2 separate regions of the Homo sapiens genome follow, and region 2 is linked to region 1. Evidence: chromatin loops called from intact Hi-C (ENCODE). Cell type or tissue: heart left ventricle. All regions are shown on one strand.

What was found. Peaks named below come from ENCODE experiments on the same cell type or tissue, not always from the same donor. Only the 100,000 strongest peaks of a DNase experiment are listed, where the experiment ranks them.
Region 2: it touches region 1 in a loop (5-fold over the local background); 7 of 110 quality-filtered maps call a loop at or near these places.

Annotation. Positions count from the first base shown.
Region 1 is chr10:94,319,274-94,321,773 of GRCh38, forward strand. All of the region lies in intron 29 of PLCE1 (phospholipase C epsilon 1), which reads left to right. It also overlaps a transcript of NOC3L not described here. Among named protein-coding and RNA genes, the nearest start is that of PLCE1-AS1, 33 kb to the left of the region's middle. In heart left ventricle, CTCF peaks have their summits at 1,193 (motif pointing left) and 1,394; a DNase peak (open chromatin) is centred at 1,188.
Region 2 is chr10:93,992,513-93,995,012 of GRCh38, forward strand. It overlaps PLCE1 (phospholipase C epsilon 1), which reads left to right and starts at 1,419. Exons shown (of 33, transcript NM_016341.4): 1 at 1,419-1,746. It overlaps LOC105378438 (a long non-coding RNA gene), which reads left to right. Exons shown (of 4, transcript XR_946215.2): 4 at 708-1,207. RefSeq lists a silencer at 1,233-1,522. In heart left ventricle, no CTCF peak of the experiment used is centred here; DNase peaks (open chromatin) are centred at 1,529 and 1,919; H3K4me3 peaks cover 1,965 bases; H3K27ac peaks cover 1,866 bases.

The DNA of each region.
Region 1 (2,500 bases):
TATCTAGGTTTACCTGGTGCATAGTGATACCCAAATAATAATTGCTGATTGAATAAATGAATTCAGTAATTACTGAATGTAAGAGGGCACTACTAGAGGAGACAGATTTGGGCTATAAGTATTTCCATTTATTTTATCCCATGGAACTAATAAGACATATAAGCAGTTTGCCCATATATGAAAATTCTTCAGTTGCTCTCTGTGACCTCTGATCTCTCCTGCCTTTTATAATTTTCTTGTCTCCTGGGCTTTCAAGCTGTCAGATACCACATCTTCCTGTGGTCAATGTGTCCTCTTCTGTTACTGGATTTGAAATTGGGTAAACCAGGATTGTCACAATGAACAGACCACCTAACTTCTGTAAACCTCACTGCCCTAATTTGTAAAATCTATATACAAACTACCCTACTTGACTCAAAGAAATGATCATGAGACTCATGTCAAACATGTACACAGACAAGGTGTACAACAATGCTTAGTAAAAAGGGATATAAGTGAGGGCTATTGTTATTTTGTTCATAACCTGTGGCTTCGAACTAATGTGGCTAGAAATACCTTAAAATAAGCTCTGAGGGAGGCTCAAAGGTGCTCTTTTTTTTTTTTTTTTTTTTTTTGAGATGGAGTCTGGCTCTATTGCCCAGGCTGGAGTGCAGTGGCGCGATCTCAGCTCACTGCAAATTCCGCCTCCCGGGTTCACACCACTCTCCTGCCTCAGCCTCCTAAGGGTGCTCTCTTAAAAATAAAGCTTAATGCATCGTTGTTGGGACATTTTATGTGCCAACTCTGGTTTTCTGATTTCTTGCCTCCTGGTTTGGGGGACAAAGATTATAAATTATGTCATGTGAATTACCTCTCAATCTTACTCTCTGACTGGTTAAATATATGATGATCAGTGCAATGACATATTATTAAGCAAGTTGTAAAACAGTATACATAGGATACAATCTCATTTTATGTAAAAAGAGACAATAGCTCATCTCTTCCCCCCCTTCCATTATATAATGGAGTATTCATTCATGGGAAAAAAATCAAATGGATTTTTTCACTCATTGAAAAAAGTTAAAATAGATTATATATCTTTATTTATTTAACAAAAAATCATGTAATTATAAGGCCATGATTGCAAAGTTAATTAAATGATTGGGGCAAGCTTCAGAAGCCAGTCCTTTCTGGCCCTGGTTGCAGTTTTGGCGCCACCTGGTGGCAGTTATCTATTCTGACTTTAATCAATGGGTACAATTCTAGTTGGAACTTCCAAGATAGCGACAGCAACTCATGGATTCTTCTGGTTAGTTAGTTAGCACCCATTTCAGTAGCCTGGTCTGGAGAGATGAGGCTAGAATTCTGGGGATAAGGGAGTTTTCCTGCCAAGACCTCACTTGCTGAGATGAGGTTGTCTACTGTTTACTTACTTTACCTCTCCCTGCCCTTTTACTAAGTCTCCCTCTTGCAAAAGGGAAGCTATCCTCATTTGAAAATGTGGTGGACAAAGAACAGCAGCAGCTGCTTGACAATCACATTATATCTAAATTCACCTAATTCAAGGGTGTTGCTTTACATAGTCACATACACAAAAATACATTTGAACATCCACAGCAAATGTTTAAAAGGATGTATTATCCAATGACAGTGGGGTATTTTGTGGCGAATAAGGTGGGAGAAGGAAAAAAGATGAGAATGGGAAAAGTTTGGTTTTTCTTATTGATACGCTTCTGTACTGTTTGAAAATTTTTAATAAGATACATATATCTGTAGATACATAATCCACCAAAAAGCCAATTAATCTAATTCTCATAATTTTACTGTGAATTTTGTCAAAATTTGTTTCAATGTGGCTTACCTCCAGCCATTCATTCAGCCTTGTCACTGCAGTTTTGTTCACCCAACCTGTCAATTTCATGGTTTATATTTCAGATGTCTAGCATTTCTTAAATGCTCAACGTCTGTGGAAATGGGTGAGCTTTCTTTTAAATACAATTTACTGTGTTCTTATTTGGCTTTTGCTAATTGGCAAAATGGTATATTGTCTTTCTACAAATTTACCTACAGTCAACTTGGACTCTCAAAATCCACAGCTAGGCGGGGCACAGTGGCTCACACCTGTAACCCTGGTACTTTGGGAGGCCGATGCAGGTGGATCACAAGGTCAGGAGTTCAAGACCAGCCTGGCCAGCATGGCGAAACCCTGTCTCTATTAAAAATACAAAAATTAGGCATGGTGGCACACATCTGTAATCCCAGCTAGTCAGGAGGCTGAGGCAGGAGAATTGCTTGAACCCAGGAGGTGGAGGCTGCAGTGAGCCAAGATCATGCCACTGCACTCCAGCCTGGGCAACAGAGCAAGACTCCATCTCAGAAAAAAAAAAAAAAAAACCCACAGCTAATAGGAGCAGATAAATTGGCTTGTTATGGATCTATCAACATCATCAGAAGCACAGTAGTTTCCTCCTCTCAGGAGATAGGTATATCCTTTTAGAACAGTTTATGAAATAATAACATA
Region 2 (2,500 bases), 330 kb before region 1:
TTCTCACTGTCCTAGTGCTAAAATGCCAAGATCTTAAGGAACAAAGAATTTCTTTAGAGCCCTCTGCAGAGACCTTTCTGAAATCAGCTCTCCAGGGAGGCAATCATGTTAGTTTTCATTAAAGTCCTAGTGGTGAGAAAACAGCAAGACAGTTTAAGGACCAGACTGGCAGATTTTTCTTAACAGCAGGATTCTTTGGGCCTCCTGTGCTTTCTTGCTCCAACCTCTCCTGTGTTCTGGAGCCTCCAAGAAGGAGAGATCACTTTTAAGAGGGACCCGAAAGAAAGGGTCAAACATGAGCAGGAGGAAAGTGTGTGGGAGGAGATGCTCCAGGTAGAAGGCTCAGCTTAAGTTCAGGTACAGAGCTAGAGTGGGAGAGACATTCTGTTGGGTGATCCTTATTAGCCAGGGCATGCTGGGTTACACAGCCATGGAGAGTTAGTTTGGAGGGCAATAGGGAGCCAGTGAAGTTTTCTGCATAGATTAAAGTTGTAAAAAAGGAAGAATAATACAGCGGTGGTTTGAAGGATTGATTTGGTCCAAGGGAGAGGACAGTGGGAGGCGATATGGGCCACAGGAATGGGTCCTGATCGGATGTAGGAGAAGAGGTCAGGCCTAGGGAACGGTCTTCCATTAGAACAGGTAGAGGGAGGAGGCACAGGTTTAGGCGAAAGGGAGGAGGATGATGATTTGATTTTTTTTTCCAGGTCCTTGGCTCTCCTAAGACTCATAAAAGCCGCTCCAGCGGCTAAGGAAGTTCTGTGCAAAGCCTGTAGTTTCTAGTTGTGAAGATCTTCAGGTTTGCTTGAGCAATGAAAGAGTACTGGATTTGGAGTCCGCAGTCCTGGATGGCCACCATTACCAGCAAAAGGAGTATTTCCGGAGCCTGGCACAACGCTGGGCACATTGATGGGGCTCAATGAATATGTATTAAATGAACGAGTGACAGAACAGATTCGAGACTTGGTGCTGCCATCTACTACAGAGACCTTGATCGTGTCCTTTATCTGCCGTGAACCTCAGTTTCCATATCTGTCAACCAGGGGTGGTTCCCTGGGGTAGTGTGAGAGTAAATTCCCGCCGCCTGAGGTGTGCAGAGTTCCCGCCCTTCCCGGAGCCGGGCGCCCCAGGAGCGCTCTCTCTGGCTCCCGCCAGAAAGGATGGCTCCTAGGGGTCAGGGCCAGGGGTCTGGGAAGGGGTCGCGCCGCCAGCAGCCAGCTCCGGGGGAGGCGGCCGGGTCCTCGCTCCGCGCCCGCCTTCCCCGCGCGGCAGGAGCCGGGGGCGGGCCCGGCACAGGCCGCTCCCCCGCCCGGCCGCCCGCGGTGGCGCTAGCGGCCTCTCACCCGGGGCGGGCGAGTTCTGGGAAAGCCCGGCCCAGGGCGGGGGCCCCGCTGCCGCCCGCGCAGCCGCCGCTGTCCGGGCAGCGCGCACATCTCGGCGGGAGCGGACTGTGAACGGCGCGGGTCCACACGGTAACGCTGGGCAACGTGGGCAACGCGGCGGGCGGCGGGCTCGCGCGGCGGGAGGGGCAGCGGCGGCGCGCCCGGGCTCTACCTCCCGGGCTCTGCCTCCCGGGCTCTGCCTCTCGGGCACTTGCCTGGCTCCTGCGCGTTCCTGGGCATCGGCTCTGCAGCTGACACACAGTAGCGGGGACACCCGACGCCGCTAGCGACAGGCGCGCGGACGGCTGGTCCCAGAGGGACGCTGCGCTTGGGGACGCCGGCGAGACTCGCCAGGAGCCAAGAGGTGAGGAAGCGACTCTGTAGCTCGGTTCCTGAGGACTGGAGAAAGGGAAGGATGGGCTGGTTCTCTCCCAAGGCAGTCGACCCGCCTAAGGGAGCAGCCCGACTCCGCGTACCTGGCGGAAAAGTGTCCTCGCGCTCCCGGGGGACCCGAGGCGGGCGGTCCTCCAGGGCATGCAGGCCGCCCTCGCAGGGGCTAAAGGACACCCTGCCAGTGCCTTCACTCCAGACGCCTGCCTCAGGTCGCCCCTTCGTGTTGTGAATACGGTGTGGAGGTGGCCAGTGCAAAGAAAAACGTAAGCTCTTTTTGTGGCGGTACTTAGCAGCGGTATTTCAAGGAAAGTGCTCAAGAGATTGTTCCTGGAGAGATTTGTGTACATCAAGTCCTAGAAAATACAATATTGGACCAGGTCCCGCTCTAACTGATAACTAGAATAGCTAGCTTTGCCTTCAAGTCCTTTAATGCTACAGTAATAAATACACTAGAGCAAGAAGTCTTCTGTCGTGGCGAATGTTAGGTGCACAGCGTAAATTTGTGGAAGCTTTCGCCCCTCGCTCTGTATTTAAGCCATCAGACACTGAGTTCAGCCGACTTAACCAATTATTCAGTGTAAGACTCATTTAGTGATTAATCAGTGTCATTTTAAATAGTGAGTTCCCTGAATACCTGTTAAGTAGGATTCACGTCTTCGAAAAGTTTTATTTGCACGAAGGTCATAATTTCAGTTGCATTATGCAAAATTTGCCCGTAGGTCTTT